Linked DNA regions of Homo sapiens: region 1 is linked to region 2. Evidence: chromatin loops called from intact Hi-C (ENCODE). Cell type or tissue: ovary. All regions are shown on one strand.

The links. Peaks named below come from ENCODE experiments on the same cell type or tissue, not always from the same donor. Only the 100,000 strongest peaks of a DNase experiment are listed, where the experiment ranks them.
Region 1: it touches region 2 in a loop (2.8-fold over the local background); 11 of 110 quality-filtered maps call a loop at or near these places.

The regions. Positions count from the first base shown.
Region 1 is chr11:72,661,497-72,669,496 of GRCh38, forward strand. The region is part of intron 1 of PDE2A (phosphodiesterase 2A); the gene reads right to left. PDE2A-AS1 (PDE2A antisense RNA 1) reads left to right here. Exons shown (of 3, transcript XR_001748293.2): 2 at 4,028-4,159. Among named protein-coding and RNA genes, the nearest start is that of PDE2A-AS1, 4.7 kb to the left of the region's middle. RefSeq lists enhancers at 497-1,161, 2,491-3,153, 6,566-7,070, 7,125-7,184. In ovary, no CTCF peak of the experiment used is centred here; no DNase peak of the experiment used is centred here.
Region 2 is chr11:72,467,954-72,475,953 of GRCh38, forward strand. No RefSeq gene overlaps it. Among named protein-coding and RNA genes, the nearest start is that of CLPB, 37 kb to the left of the region's middle. In ovary, a CTCF peak has its summit at 3,502 (motif pointing right); a DNase peak (open chromatin) is centred at 3,558.

The sequences.
Region 1 (8,000 bases), 190 kb after region 2:
AACTTGACAGAAACTCATTGGAAAACAGTCAGTGATGCCATGTGGCAGGAAGCACTCCAAGGCTGGGGAGTATGGAAAGGCCCCTATCAAGGAGGCAGAAGTCTTCCTAGAAGATCTGAAGAATGACAGGAATTAGCCAGGTAAAAAGAGGAGGGCCTTGGGGAAGGGAATTCCGGGCAACAGCATGTGCGGCAGCCCAGAGGCGAGAGACGCTGCACAGGTGGGGAACCACAGGCGGCTCCCTCTGACTATCTTGGCATCTGTGTATACTTCAAGTGCAAGTGCTTCCCTGCGATGCGCCACACATGTGCTGAATCGTACCTGTGTTGCATATCTAGATGTGTATACCTGTGTCATGTGCATTGATGTTCCCATTTGTTCTGTTTTCGTTTCTGGGTCACTTTTTGGAATGATCCTGTGTCTGCTTTTCAGCATCTGTTGGTGTCTGTGTTGTGTGTGTACTGTGGGTCTCTGTCTGTGCTATGGTCTGCTTCCTGGTATGGGGAGTTCTTCTGTGTTATTGGGTTTTTCCTCTTTGTATATTTATGTTGGTGTTCAAGTCCCTATGCCTAGATTGTGTCCGGGTTTCGGTGTGTTGTATGTTTGTGGCCAGGTCCCTTATCTCAGGCAGCTGGGGTCTGGAGGAGAAGCTGGGGCAGGGAGGTGCCGGAGCTGGGATCCAGTTGCACACAGTAACACCTAATGATTGTCAAGCACTTAGAGTGGGGCAGAAAGCTGCAGGGGAGATGCTAATTAGCACTGAAAATGAGTTGGCTGCCCAGGCCCAGAGAGGCTGACACAACAGGGATGAGTTGGCTGGGCCAAGGTCCCTCAACTCCCAGCACCATAAGGGGGCTGCCCTCACTGACTCGCCTCCCAGGGAGGCCCAAGGCCCAGGCTCTGGACAGCAAGAAGGACTGAGATCCGACTCCAGGAGGAAGGTCTTCAAAGGGAGTTCTTTTATCAGATTTGGCAGTGGAGGGGTCAGAGTGTTATCAAGAGATATGCAACGGTGACACAGTTTTGCTTTAGGGGCCATTGTCTGAGGGGGTGGCTTATGGGTGCCATGGATGAGTGCTCCAGAGAGTGAAAGCCACAGGCAGCATGAGGCAGGGAGGGATGTCCCTAGAGGAGGGTCTAGAGCTGCCACACACCTGCATTGGTGGGCAGACACTGAGGAACTAGGGCCTTAGCTCAGGCAGGTGAGCCGGGAAGTAGCGGCTGTCACCCCTCCTCTGGCCCATTTATGCAACTCACATGTCCTTGGCCAACCGCAATACTGCCTCTCACCTGGGTCTAGCCCCCCTACTTCACCCATCATTTGGAGCTTCCTAACCCCAAAGCTAACCATGGCCTGACCCTGCTTAAACTTTCCTCTGCTTCCCTTTGTGAGCTGGGCCTTCACTCCCTTCCTCTCCACCGCCAGGCCCTTCCTCCAGCCCAGGAGCCATGAACCTGCCACCCTTGATTTCTTGCTGCTCACACCTTTGCTCTTACGGGGATTTTTGCCTGGAATACCCTTCCTTTTCTCCTCCACCTGGAAAACTCTCAGTTGTTCTTTAAGGCTAAGACCCAGCATCGCCTCCTCAGGAAGGGTCCTCATCAGCGGTCCCAGCACTCACCCGACAAAATTGATTGCCTGCGTCTGGGTGTGCCTGTCTCTAATGAAGCGGAGAGCAAGGGCTTTTGGGTCCATCTCCATGGCCAGGGTGACAAGCACAGGCAGGGCACACCAGGGCACCCTCAAGGCCAGTTGGGATGAATGAACAGGTGGCTTGGGGGGCTCCAGGGCACACTGCGTTCTGAGAATGACATTCTTCAGCAGCCCCTGTGCTGCCCAGATACAGAGCGCGGTGATCACGGCAGGAAGCAGCTCTCAGCCAGAGAGTAGATAATGCGCATATGAGTCCACTCAGGAGACCTCAGTGAATGTGACAAAGTGAGTGTTCAGGCCAGGTGCAGTGGTTCACGCCTGTAATCCCAGCACTTTGGGAGGTCAAGGCGGGCAGATCACCTGAGGGCAGGAGTTCGAGACCAGCCTGGCCAATATGGTGAAACCCCGTCTCTACCAAAAGTACAAAAATTAGCCAGGCATGCTGGCAGGTGCCTGTGATCCCAGCTACTTGGGAGGCTGAGGCAGGACAATCACTTGAACCCAGGAGGTGGAGGTTGCAGTGAGACAAGATCGCACCACTGCACTCCAGCCTGGGCGACAGAGCAAGACTGTCTCAAAAAAAAAAAAAAAAGAAAGAAAAAAAAGAAAACCAAACAAACAAAAAAGTGAGTGTTCAGAGGCAGAGCCTGGCTTCTGACTCCAATTCTGATATCAACAGGCTGTGTGACCTTGGGCAAGTCCATGCCCTCTCTGTTCTTCGGTTTCCCATCATCTCTTTGTCCCTCCACATCCAATCTCTAACTTTTGCTGCTGGGTTGTGTGCCCCAGAGGCCGACTTCTAAGTGGCAGCTTCATCCAGGGCTCCCTTGCCCCCTGGCATCCAGAGAAATTCTGCCAGTGAGGGTCAGGGTACTGGCAGGAGAGCAAAGGGTGAGAAGCATGCAGGCTCATGGTGGGTATTCACCCCCTCACCCACCTGCCTCCTTTGACAAGCAGTGGCTGCAGCCACAGCTCCTGCAGGGCAGCCCCATCTCCAGGGCTCTGGCTCATGGAGCTGGGGCACTCTCCTCGGCCCCCCTCTGCCAACGCCCCTGGCCCCTTGGATGCCAGTCCTGAGTAACTTGACATGTCCTGCTGGTTCCCTTAAGCCTTCCCCATCTCCATAATACTTGCTTCACTAACTGTCTTCAGTTAAACCATTTAAGTTTGTCATCTGTTTCCCCTCTACAAAATAGGGCTAGCCCCTTGAAGGATTTTTTTTTTTTTTTTTTTTTTTTTTTGAGACGGAGTCTTGCTCTGTCCCTCAGGCTGGAGTGCAGTGGCACAATCTCGGCTCACTGCAAGCTCCGCCTCCTGAGTTCATGCCATTATCCTGCCTCAGCCTCCCGAGTAGCTGGGACTACAGGCGCCCCCCACCACGCCCGGTTAATTTTTTGTATTTTTAGTAGAGACGGGGTTTCACCGTGTTAGCCAGGATGGTCTCGATCTCCTGACCTCGTGATCCGCCCACCTCAGCCTCCCAAAGTACTGGGATTACAGGTGTGAGCCACCGTGCCCGGCCTCCCTGGAAGGATTATTTAAGGAGGCGATTTGTTTAATCGCCTCCTTAAATAATCATTTTTAAAACTTAAAGGTCACTCTGTAAACATTAGTTCTCTCCATCTGGACCCCAGATCCCCCCTCACTGAGAGGTTTTGTTTGTTTCTTTGTTTGAGGCAGAGTTTTGCTCTTGTTGCCTAGGCTGGAATGCAATGGCACAATCTAGGCTCACTGCAACCTCCGCCTCCTGGGTTCAAGCAATTCTCCTGCCTCAGCCCCCCGAGTAGCTGGGATTACAGGCATCCACCACCACGCCCAGCTAATTCTGTATTTTTAGTAAAGACAGAGTTTCTCCAGGTTGGCCAGGCTGGTCTTGAACTCCCAACCTCAGGTGATCCACCCACCTCAGCCTCCCAAAGTGCTTGGGTTACAGGCGCGAGCCACTATGCCTGGCCCACTGAGAGTTTTAAGACAACTCCGAATTACCTGACCTGGGAAGGAGGTGGTACCCAATTGCTGCTTCTCTCCTTTTCTACCCCAATTCCTGCCCAGACCCCAACCCCAGGAAGCCTCTCCTCTGCCCCAACCAGAGCCCATGTTTGAGCCCCACAACCATGGGCCTCCCACCCTAGAGCCCTGCATGATTCAGGATATGCCTCCCTGCTCCTTCCTGCGGGTGCTGAACAGCAGAGCCGCCTCGGACTTGCCCAGTCCTCCCCATCCCACCCCCACTCCACCCCAGAGTGTCCTCCCATCCAGCCCCTGCCTCCAGCCCCAAACCTCCAGGAAGACAAATTTCCCTTCAGTTCTCCAGGGAATGGGATCTCTCTGCTTCCAGGTGCACAGTCTAACCTTGCACCTTCCACTGCCCAGGACACCAGGAGCACTCTGTGGACTCAATCCTCCCCAGGCCCAAGAGAGCTGAGGCACGTTCTTCTCTGGCCCCCCATGGCAGCTACAGCTTGAAGGGACTCAAGATAATCTGCAACCAACTTCCTCACTAGGGTAGGTACCTTGTATACAGCCTTGCTAACCAGGCTGTCCAGCCCCTGCTCATGCCTCCCCACTATGGGCAGGAAGCTCATCCCTGTCTCCCACGCAGCCCTTTCCCTAAGGGACTGCCCTGCCACCCTCACTTTGAGCCCAGATAGGCCTCCAGGACTGCCCCAAACCCCAGCACTGTCTCAGTACTAAGAGCTCAAAGAGAGATAACAGAGAAAGCCTTGAATGTTAGAACGGTGAAAACCTAAAAAACAACAACAAAAAAAAAACACGAAAAAAAAAGCAACTACTGCAAAGAAGAAATTGAGGCTTCCAGAGGAAGCCCCTCCTCTGGCCTCACTTCACCACTGGGCTCCTCTCCATCGAGTCTCCATGCTCCATGGAACAGTCGACTTCACACGTCCCCAGGAGGAATCTCACAGCATGCAGAAGCTCTGGTAAAAACTTCAAAGGCAGCCTCTGAGGCCCAGGAGGCATGGAAATAGCCAGGTGCAGGAGGTGGCTTCACACCACAGACTTGGCTCTCCTCTGAGCTCCCCACCTGCTCTAGGGGCTGGAGGGAGGGCAGCCTTCCAGGTCAGACACTCCCCTCTCTGCTGCAAGCCCTATCATCTCATCCTGGGTCCTGCTGGGTGACCTTGGGTTAATCACTGCACCTCTCTGAACTTCAGTAGTTGCATCAGTACAAGAGGACCGTGCTGGGAGTCCCTGAAACTCTTTAAGTGTGACCATTAAGAGTTCCTGGGGAGAATGGAACCTAGACACTTCCCAGCCATGTCTAGCTGCCCAATCCGATAGACTAGGACCCTGGCTGGCCCAACCTGAGACTGAACACAAAGCCTGACTCTGGCCCAGAGTCCCCTGAAGGAAGCCCAGCCCTTCAAGGGTCTCTACCTACAGGAAAGCGCGACCCAGGAGAAAAAGTATTGAATAGCCAGACATTAGGCGCGGCCTTAAAGGTTAGCACAGCAGGTGTCTGGGCCTTCACACACACATATCCCCTCATCCCTGTGCTCACATTGAGACACAGGCATCTGTATACACAGGGAACACACATACGGTTTCACTAGAACATATGTATATGGCACTCTACATACATGTACACACACACAAGCCACAGTCACATGCATATAACTGTTTACCAAAATCAGACATAAAGATGGACAGTCACAGCCGGGTGCAGTGGCTCATGCCTGTAATCCCAGTACTTTGGGAGGCCAAGGTGGGTGGATCATTTGAGGTCAGGAGTTCAAGACCAGCCTGGCCAACATGGTGAAACCCCATCTCTACTAAAAATACAAAAATTATGCAGGTGTGGTGGTGCATGCCTGTAGTCCCAGCTACTCAGGAGGCTGAGGCAGGAGAATAGCTTGAGCCTGGGATGCGGAGGTTGCGGTGAGCCGAGATCACGCCACTGCACTCCAGTCTGGGTGAGAGTGTGAGACCCTGTCTCAAAACTAAACTAAAAAAAAGGACACTCACATGCTCACACATGTGAGTATGTTCACACTTTTATACGAACACTGACCCACACATTCTCACCCTCTCAGATCAGCATACACATATGCACAACTGGAAGCTCACATTCAGGTACACATACACACACTGAGACACAAGCAATATCCCCAGCACCTCAGTATCAAGCAAGTCATGACCCAAAAGAAACCCAGACCCCAACTGCAATGTCATTCTAGATGCATTTCCAAATCTTAGCCTGTCCCAGAACCATGAGGAGAAAATTTCCTCTGGCTTAACTCAGTATGTCTGTCCCTTCTGGTTGGGGTCCAACCTCTCCTCAGCCTTCATTCCTCCCAGTGCCATTTCAGCAGGGCCCTCATGTCCTGGGCTCAATGGAGGTGGAGAACAATGGGCTATCCTTCTCTCCATCCTTCATCTCTGCCACTTGTCCAACACTTCTACTGGCCCTTCAAACACAACGAAGATTCAGGCTGGAATGGACTGTATGTGACAGCACCCCCTTCTGGAGACATGTGATATTACAGCACAGCTCTATGGTATAAAAGTCATCACTCCTCAGCCTGAGGCAGAGAGGAGTAGGAGAGAAAGAGGAAGATGAGCTGGGTGCAGTGGCTCACACCTGTAATCCCAGCACTTTGGGAGGCCCAGGCAGGAGGATAGCTTCAGCCCAGGAATTTGAGGCTGCAGTGAGCTATTATGGCACCACTGTACTCCAGCCAGCAAGACACTGTCTCTATTAAAAAAAAAAAAAAAGGGTGAGGGAAGAAGATGAAGGAGAGGAGAAGGAAGAAACTGAGAAGAAGCATGGAGGAGGGACAGCAGCAAAGTGCTGGGTGCACCAAGGATGGGATTTAGAAGCCTCAGTCTGACTTTGGTTTCTCCAGTTCAATCCATTCAGCCTAAGCTGCAAGACCAATTCTCTCAAAGCTCAGCTCTAATCAGAAAACCCTTGGGTGGATCCTGGTGGGCCACAACACAAAGTCCAAACTCTCAGCCTGGAATCAGCAGCTCTCTGCTCAGCTGTTCCTCTGCCGAGATGTCTCACATCCAACTTTAGTTGTCCACATCTTGCCTGTCTGCCATCTGGAACAGTAATGTATGGAAAGAGCAGGAGCTCTGGAAGCAGACAGATTTGTGCCCCAGGTCTGGCTCCACTGGCTGAATACCTGTGGGCAAGCGATTTCCCCTCCTGGATCCTCTGTTTCTTCATCCAGAAAACAGCAGTCTCTTGGGTTTGTGGTGAGGATTAAATGAGATCACAGGTGTGGAAACAGTGCTCAGGAAGCTGTAAACTTCTGTGTGAACATGTGAGAAGTCGTAATTATGGCTTAATACTTCTATCCCTGCTCCTACCTGCACCCCCCAACACATAGCAAGCCAGGGGGTCCCTGAGGGAAGAGGTCGATGCTGCTTCACCTTTGGGCTCCACACAGCCCAGCACCCACCAGGGCCGGCCCTCGGCCAGCCTTGGCAGCAGGGTGTGGATTTGGATCAAAAGAGGCAGTACAAACTATGCTTACTGCAAATTCACAACAGACTACAGCTCCCAGAATGGCTCACAGACTGCATGGGTGTGGCCACAGACTTAACCCCTTCTTCACCAAGCCCTTTCTTCCATTGTATTATCTGGGGATTGGTCTCAGACCAGTCAGAACAACTTAATGAGGTGGCCACACTTCTCTGAGAAACCTCGGTCCCTCCCACAGAGCTTTGTGCTTCTCACCGTAGCCACAACCACAGCTCTGTTTCAGGCCTCCTGGTCCCTCCCACACGATGACAGCCCTGAGCTCCTAGCTCTGGTCTCTCCCTCTCCAGGCCCCGCTAAATCTTTCTGAAAGTGTGGCTGATCGTGGGTGGTTCATAATGACAGTAGCTAACCTTTGTGAGCACCTGCCGCATGCCAGGGGCTAAGCTCTGCACTTCCAGATTCTTCAGAATCATCCTGCCAAGAAAGGATAATTATCTCCACCCCACTATTCACACAAGGTTCAGAGAAGTTAAGTAACTTGCCCAGGACCACACAGCTACAGAGTAACAGTACATCTTTCAGTATGCTGAAATTTGAGCATAAGCCTGTCTGCCACCTTCTCTGCTCTATCTTCAAAGCCTCCTCTGCGCCCAAGGCAACCATCCAAAGAATGAAAGCCCAGAAATCCAGGGTCCACACATCTCAGCAACCACACTGTTGGGAAGTCCTCCCAGATATTTGACTCAAATCTGTTCTGCTGCACCAAGCCCCAGTTGCCTCCTGTTTTTCGGGGTGGGGGGGCAGTGAGAAGGGTGACTTCAGGGACTTCAAGAAGTGGGTCACATCACTGGGGACCTGGCCTTTCCCAGGGAGCAAGCAGCTGAACAATAGGAGATA
Region 2 (8,000 bases):
AGGTTCCGTCAAGTTCCAAGCACATGAGTAAAAGAGACTCTCATCTTGATAAATCATTGTGAAATTTCAGAACTCCATGAAAAAAGAGGAGATTCTAAAAAATTTCAAAGATGGAAAAGAAAAAGGTGACTTTCAAATTAAACTTGGGAATTAGACTCACTTGGAACTGCTAGTCTGTAGTCCTAGGTGCTAGAGACAATGGAATAATGACTTTAAGATCTGAGGGGAAAGGTTTTCTATTTTAATTTTATGTTCTGCCAAATTTTCTGTCAAGTGTGAAGGCAGACTAAAGATATTTTTAGACAAACAAGGAATCAGAATTTTTACCTCCAGCATAGCCACTAGGAGGAAGTTACTTGAAGATAAACTCCAATAAAACAAGTGAGTAGCCGGGCCTGATGGCTCACGCCTGAAATCCAGCACTTTGGGAGGCCGAGGTGGGTGGATCACAAGGTCAGCAGTTCGAGATCAGCCTGGCCAATACAGTGAAACCTCGTCTCTACTAAAAATAGAAAAATTAGCTGGGCGGTAGTGGCATGCGCCTGTAATCCCGGCTACTCAGGAGGGTGAGGCAGCAGAATCACTTGAGCCTGGGAGGCAGGGGTTGCAGTGAGCTGAGATCACTCCATTGTACTCCAGTCTGGGTGACAGAGTGAGACCTCGTCTTAAAAAAAAAAAAAGGCCGGGCACGGTGTCTCATGCCTGTAATCCCAGCACTTTGGGAGGCTGAGGCAGGCAGATCACGAGGTCAAGAGATTGAGACCATCCTGGCTAACACGGTGAAACCCCGTCTCTACTAAAAATACAAAAAAAATTAGCCGGGCATGGTGGCAGGTGCCTGTAGTCCCAGCTACTTGGGAGGCTGAGGCAGGAGAATGGCGTGAACCCAGGAGGCGGAGGTTGCAGTGAGCCGAGATCACGCCACTGCACTCCAGCCTGGCGACAAAGCGAAACGCCGTCTCGAAAAAAAAAAAAAAAAAAGGTCAGAGCTCCCAATCAGGAAATCGGAGAATTTGTGGGGTGAATAAATAAGAATAAGAGACTGGAATCTAAATTAACCTGAGTCCTTCCTGAAAATGAGAATTTAGGGGAAGGTGAAGGAAGGGCTGAGGACTGGGGAAGTGGTGGCAATTAGGAGGGGGTGTGGGAGTGGATAACCAAATATTCCAAGCAGGGAAGTAACATCCCTTAGGAAATTCTAAAATTTAACCATATCATATCATTGTCCCCTGGCCCCTGGGGCAGCTCTGCTGGCTGCCTGGTCCCACATGGTCCCTTGTCAAAATGGTGAAACCCGGTTCCTCAGGACAGTTGATGAGCAGGAATATTCTATTTTCCCACCTCTCTCTCCCATCCCATTCAAGTTCCCCTGACTGTGTTAATCACCTCCTTTTTCCTTTAGTCAGATTTTTGTTGGAAATGAAAACTGTGAAATCAAGTCCTTCAAACCGATGCCCCTTGTGAGGGGTAATTCATAGTGGAAGGCCATGGTTCTGTATTTCCCTTGTCCATTTAGGCTCTGATAGAACATTCTGTTCTACTTCGAATGATTCTGTTTTATTGAGTTAGCATGACGGGTATGGGTATGAAAAAGAGCACCCAGAAAGTTCAAGGTGAGGAAATACTTGAGAACAGGAACCTGTCTGGCCCATCTTTGTAGTTCCCTTAGCCCAGCCTGGTGTCTAGCCAGGTATCAAAGGTACCAGAGCAGTGACTACAGTGCCATTGAGTATTGAGCTAGACGTGCTGACTACCTCACACTCCAGGTCAGGAATCACCCCCCAGCCTGGGGTAGAGCCACAAAGGCCAGTGGCATAAACTTGGCTATGGGGAAGGACTGCAAAAGCTAGACACCAGGAAGTTTTGACTTTCCAGGTGTGAAACGTAGAAGATGGCCAGTGACGACTAACTTCCCAATTTGTTATAAATACACATACATAATATGTTTATAGAAAATTACTTTTGAGAGTGAAAAGCAAGAAGCAGTTTTGAATAATAGGTGCTGAGAAATTATGTGATTATTAAAATAATGACTATGTAAAAACTACACATGCATATTAATGAATGAGGATAATCCAAAGAAAGACCACACCGACACTAAAATAGTTTCAGTGATAGCATGAAGCAATTTTAAGTGAAATTCTAATTAATTTTTATAATGTCATAAATGTAATTTTAAATATTCAAAGAAAAAAAGACTACTGAACTTCAGCATTGCACGTGGTGAACTGAAATTAACTTGGAAAACAGCACATGAGAGAACCCATTCAGGACTGCTACTCCTTGTAGATTTCCCCACAGGATCTGAACTGTGGGTAGCATACTTCCTTCCCATTTGTCACCTCTTTCTCCTATATCATTTTGAAGATGAAATACAATGGCTATTGGGCATGTCAGGTTTAGACAGAGATCCTGTTCCATGATCTTGGGAATTAGGTGGAGAATATTTCATAGTCCCCCAGGAAAAAGTATCTAGGGACAGCTGGAACATAGGCAAGATATCATTTTCAATTTCCTGTTTTCCTGTGTCTTCGCCCAGTTGGTTCTGGACCACCTAATTTCCCCTCTCCTTTAGTCACAACACACATTAACGAACACAAATAGATGTTTAGGCAGCTGCTGCCAGATTTACACATTCAGTATCTGATCTGATGGAGCTCTGCTGGAATGCTCCACTACGTTTAAGTGTGTGTAAGTTCTGGACAGCTGTGGAGAAAATGAATGATCAGAGTAAGCAGGGCTTCCTTGGTACTGTTGTCTAGTTCTTGCACTGCGTAAAGATGCCTGGCTGAGGAGGTGCAAGTGGACTGAAGCCCAGTCCCTCCGTCACTCCTCATGCTGTGTGCACCAGCAGGAGCTGCTTCAGAAGGAGTGCTATTTTCTTCTCACAAAGATGTTGTCCGCTTGTTAGGCTGTGGTCCCCAGGGGCCGCGTCTGCTCAAAGGAGGGCACTTGTGTCTAACTTGTCCACATAGAAGGAGCATTCCTCATTCATTCAAGGCACATACACTTCGCACCTGCTCTCAGAATGGGTTAGGGTTACTCAGAGAAGCCTGCTTGAGAGAGAAGGATTTTGAGACAACTCTGAAGGAAGAAAAGTATAGTTTTCCGAAGAGAAAAACTGGAAATGCACAGACTTATTTAGGGAAGGGGCCAGATGTCATAGAGACTCTCAATGTCTGCCTGTTTTCCCCTCAGACACTGCCATCTCTGTATTTGTTGCATCTCTGTACCTGAGGACTGTTTCCAGAACCATGGAAAGCTGTCTTACCCACCCAGACTCTCTAGGCTGGAAGTGCTGGGGAACAAACACTCCCGCCAGCAAGCAGCCCTCAACTGACGAGAGTTGGTATAAAGTACCCCAGTTCCCTTGTATCCCTAGTGAGATGATTCTGAGGGGGTGTGTTTTATACTTTTAATCAGAATTTTCCGTGGCGTTAAGCTCTAGTTGCACTCTGTGGCAGTCAGCTTGTTGCTCCTTTCACTGGCTTCCCTCAATCATTTCTCTATCTCTCCTGCAGGGGGCTCCTGCACCTCGCTTCAAAACTGCCTGCGCTTCCAACTCGTGCTCGGCTTCTGAGGGAACCCACACAAAGACATGGTTTGCCCGGCTGAAACAGAGATGAGCTGGGATTGAGGGGAAGCTGGATACATGATAAGGGGCAATTTGTGGAAGGCCTTAGAGACCACACTGAGAGGTCAGACTTGATTGAGGAGACAGTTCATGTGCCGGATGACATATGAGTGATATATTTTTCTTTCAATTTATTATTTTCATATTTGATTTATTAATTCCTAGGTTTCTACAAGCCTTGCATTGCCCATTGAGTTCTGGCTAATAAAATCTCAGCTGGGCCAGGCACGGTGGCTCACATCTGTAATCTCAGCACTTTTGGAGGCTGAGACAGGGGGATCCCTTGAGGTCAGGAGTTTAAGACCAGCCTGGCCATCATGGTGAAACCCCGTCTCTACTAAAAATACAAAAATTAGCCAGGCGTGCCTGTAATCCCAGCTACTCGGGAGGCTGAGGCACCAGAATCGCTTGAACCCAGGAAGTGGAGGTTGCAGTGAGCTGAGATCACGCCTCTGCATTCCAGCCTCGGTGACAAAGCCAGACTCTGTCTCAAAAAAACAACAACAACAACAAAAAAAAACTTAGCTGAAGATAAACACTGTAACCTTCTTATCTGTCAGTTGCCAGTAAAAAGAAATTCTAGAGAGAAAAGTGTGATTAAGGTGTAAGACTGAGATGAAATTCAGAGCTATGAAACCATTCCCAAGATCTCGTTAGAGAAATATGAAGGTGAAAATAATCACAAGACTATAGTCCACATAAAGGATTTTTATTTGCAGCCATCCTGTTCAACATTTTATATCCTTAAAAAAACCAACTTTGTAAAGTAATCTGAAAAGTATCCTTAAGCACACTGGGTTTTCAAAATTTTAAGATTATTTCTTATGGTAGGAAACCTTGAATCCCACAGCACTGCATAATAATTGGTTGTCAAGGGAAACTGCATGACTGTAACTGGTATTGGTAACTCCTAAATGTATATAAATAACTTAAAGCCTTTGTTTTGCAGAAGAGTCTGAAATTCTGTACATGGTTCTTCTCATTTAGACCCAGAATAAAATTAATAATGTCAGTGACTCTGGCAGACTCTTTGTCCTAAGAAAATACTTTTGAGTGGTTTAAATTAGAAATTTGGCAAATACATTATATTCTCTTTGCTTTGAAGGCTTAGAAACACAGATCAAATCTTCTGTCTAAGCATTTTCCTCTGCCACACAACTTCAGAAACCTAGAATCACCTTTAACATGTGGACTGTCATCAATCAATCTCACAGAAAATGTGGTATTAAAAAAAACCCAGAATGCCAGTTTGATAATTCATACTGGAACTCTTTCTACAGAGGGGTCTGGGTGCTCATATTCTCCTATCAGAGCACTTTTGCCCTGCAGGCAGCTACCCAAGGAGCCAGATTGTAATCAGAAGTTTATGTGGCATGCATGAATTCAAAACAAAGGGAATTTGATGAGTTGAATGGTTAATGGTTTCAGGCCAAATGAAGGTGACACTCCCATCTTATTCCCGGGACAGAACATTTTATGGATTTCTTGGTGCAGAGTCCTCATCACCATGGATAATATTGGATGGACACTGATAGTGTGTGTCTTTGTGACTCTTAAATACTTTTAATACATTGAACTAGTCCACACAGGCATGGGGTTCTTAACTATGGGTTTATGAACTGGATAACTAGAGATTCTTTCTTTTTTTAGGAACAGGGTCTCATTCTGATACCAGGCTGGAGTGCAGTGGCTTGATCCTAGCTCACTACATCTCAAATTCCTGGACTTTTATGATCCTCCTGCCTCAACCTCCTGAGTAGCTAGGACTCCAGGCTTGCCATCAAGCCTGGCTAAATTTTTATTTTTTGTAGCAACAGGGTCTTGCTATGTTGCCCAGGCTGGTCTTGAACTCCTGGGCTCAAGTGATCCTCCTGCCTTATCTCCTGCCTTGGCCTCCCAAAGTGCTGGAACTACAGGCATGCCCAGTCTGTATAACTAGGATTCTTGAGCACTTGGAAACTAAATGCAAATTTCGTGTCTATGCATATTTTCTCTGGGGAAAATTTATAGATTTTATCAGACTCTCAGTGTGATTTGTTATCCAAACAGAATTAAGAACCACTGATGTAAATAAAATCAAGTCCTGCCAGCCTGGGTCTCCACTTTTCCTTAAAGTGACTTTTTTAATGTTCCTGCTCTGATTCATTATGTGCTGCCTTTTTGTTTTGTTTTGTTTTGTTTTTGTTGTTGTTGTAGTTTTTGAGACACAGTCTCGCTCTGTCGCCAAGGCTGGAGTCAGTGACGCAATCTCGGCTCTCTGCAACCTCCGCCTCCCAGGTTTAAGTGATTCTCCTGCCTCAGCCTTCCGAGTAGCTGCGACTACAGGTGCCCGCCACCATGCCCAGCTAATTTTTGTATTTTTAGTAGAGATGGGGTTTCACCATATTGGCTAGGCTGGTCTCAAACTCCTGACCTTGTGATCTGCCTGCCTTGGTCTCCCAAAGTGCTGGGATTACAGGCGTGAGCCACTGCGCCCGGCCCCCATTATGTGCCGTTTTAAAGCATTAACTGCTCTAGGGAGCTCTTATTTCCAGGTTTAGGGGGAAAAGAGAGTTCCTTAATGTAACCATGAAAGGTTTGATAATCAGAGAGAAATGGGAGGATATTCTACACACAGTGATCAGTGTGAGCCCAAAGTGTCCCGTCCATCAAGAGTTTAGATGTATTTTTAAAAATTTACTCTGTGTTATTTTGAAAGTTCCAAGTTTGATTTCTTTCTTTTCATAGTTAGTGGTCAGAATGAGTAGAGATAGCATTAGAGCTGGAAAAGCTGGAAAGCATATGTGAAAATGAATTTTAAGTGCATTGGACCAAAGAGGATGAAATGTAAGTTTGATAGTCATGAAATTATCAGCAGGAGTGTACTTACATGGATTCAGGCTGTAGTAATTAATTGAGTGCTCACAAGTGGCTTTAACAACTTGCTTGACTAGTTTACTGAAGCCTGGATTCAGTGGTGGTCTAGAGTCAATGAGGCTAAGGTGTCAAAGATCCAAAATCTCAGGAAGATGGGAATCTTGGAATGGACCTAAATGTGCAATTTTCCCAGCCACCCTCATCCATGACCCTGGAAGGTTCAGAGGATGCTCCATTTACTGTGGTGCTGAGATATGTGGACCTGATGGGCACCCCAAAAAGCATTGCCAAATGTGATAGTGGGAGATGCTACCTGAGAACTGGTAATAGGTTGCAGGGACAGAAAGGCTATTAGAATGCTTTGACCTTCGAAGATCAGTAGTAGCAACTAATTGATGGTAGGGTTCTTAGAAATGAACAGATAGACAGTCTACCAAGATGTGGCTTTATCTATATTATTGAAAAATAGAAACCTGATTCAAGTCACCACAGTGGGAATTTACTGCCTCATACCCAATTATTAAACCTAAGACAGTTCGCAGGCCTATTGCTCATTGATTGAGAGAAAGGCTCAGTCCCTTTAAGGAAAGATCTTGCAATGTGGCAGTAAGTATATATTACAAACAAACTTTCCTCCAAGCCTCCCCTGGAAAGGCCTGCAGCCACTTACTAAAATGACTGTGCATTGGGAGAGAAAATACCCAAACCCTTTGGAAGCTATTATACACTGGTTCTGAGTGTGTACTAATCATTGGTGGTACAAAATGCCAACCTGGTCTTCTGGTCGGAACAAGGGCTTATGGAGGTCATGTGATACATGGATTCTTGGCCTCAGTCCATCACTGGACAGTGGGTCCAATGAATCTAGTTATTTCCCTTGTTCCTGCATATATAGTTAAAATAGACATACTTAGTCATTGACTGAACCCCTTCCATTGGCTGCATGATTCACCATTGTTTAGTGTCTCTCCTTCACCCACTCCTATGGCCTCTGTGGCTTCATGACATGGATGACCTGGAGAAGAGATACGTAGATGGGCCTCTTGGAATGGGCATAGAGTATGAAGGCAATCATGTCCCACAAAAATACCCAACAGAGGTCATCCACTGCAGATGAGTCACTCAGTGATCAGGTGGACAAGATGACTGGATGTGCAGATGTCAGTTGGCCTCCTTCCCCAGCCCCTCCAGTTGTTGCTCAATGGACCAGGTACAAAGTGTCAAGATGGAAGAGATGGAAGCTGCACACAAGCTTAACAACATCTATATCCTCTCACCAAAGCTTATTTGGCTACCACCACTAGTGAGTGCCCAGCTGCCAACTGCAGAAGCCAAGGATGAGTCCCCAGTATGGCACCATTCCCCAGAGAAACTAGCCAGGAATCTCTGGTGGTAACTGATTTAATAGGAACCCTTCCTTCATTGAGGACAGAAAGTGCTCTCATGGGAATAGATATGTTTCCAGAGTTTTTTTCCTTGTTCCTAATGCTTCTACCAGAACCATGTCATT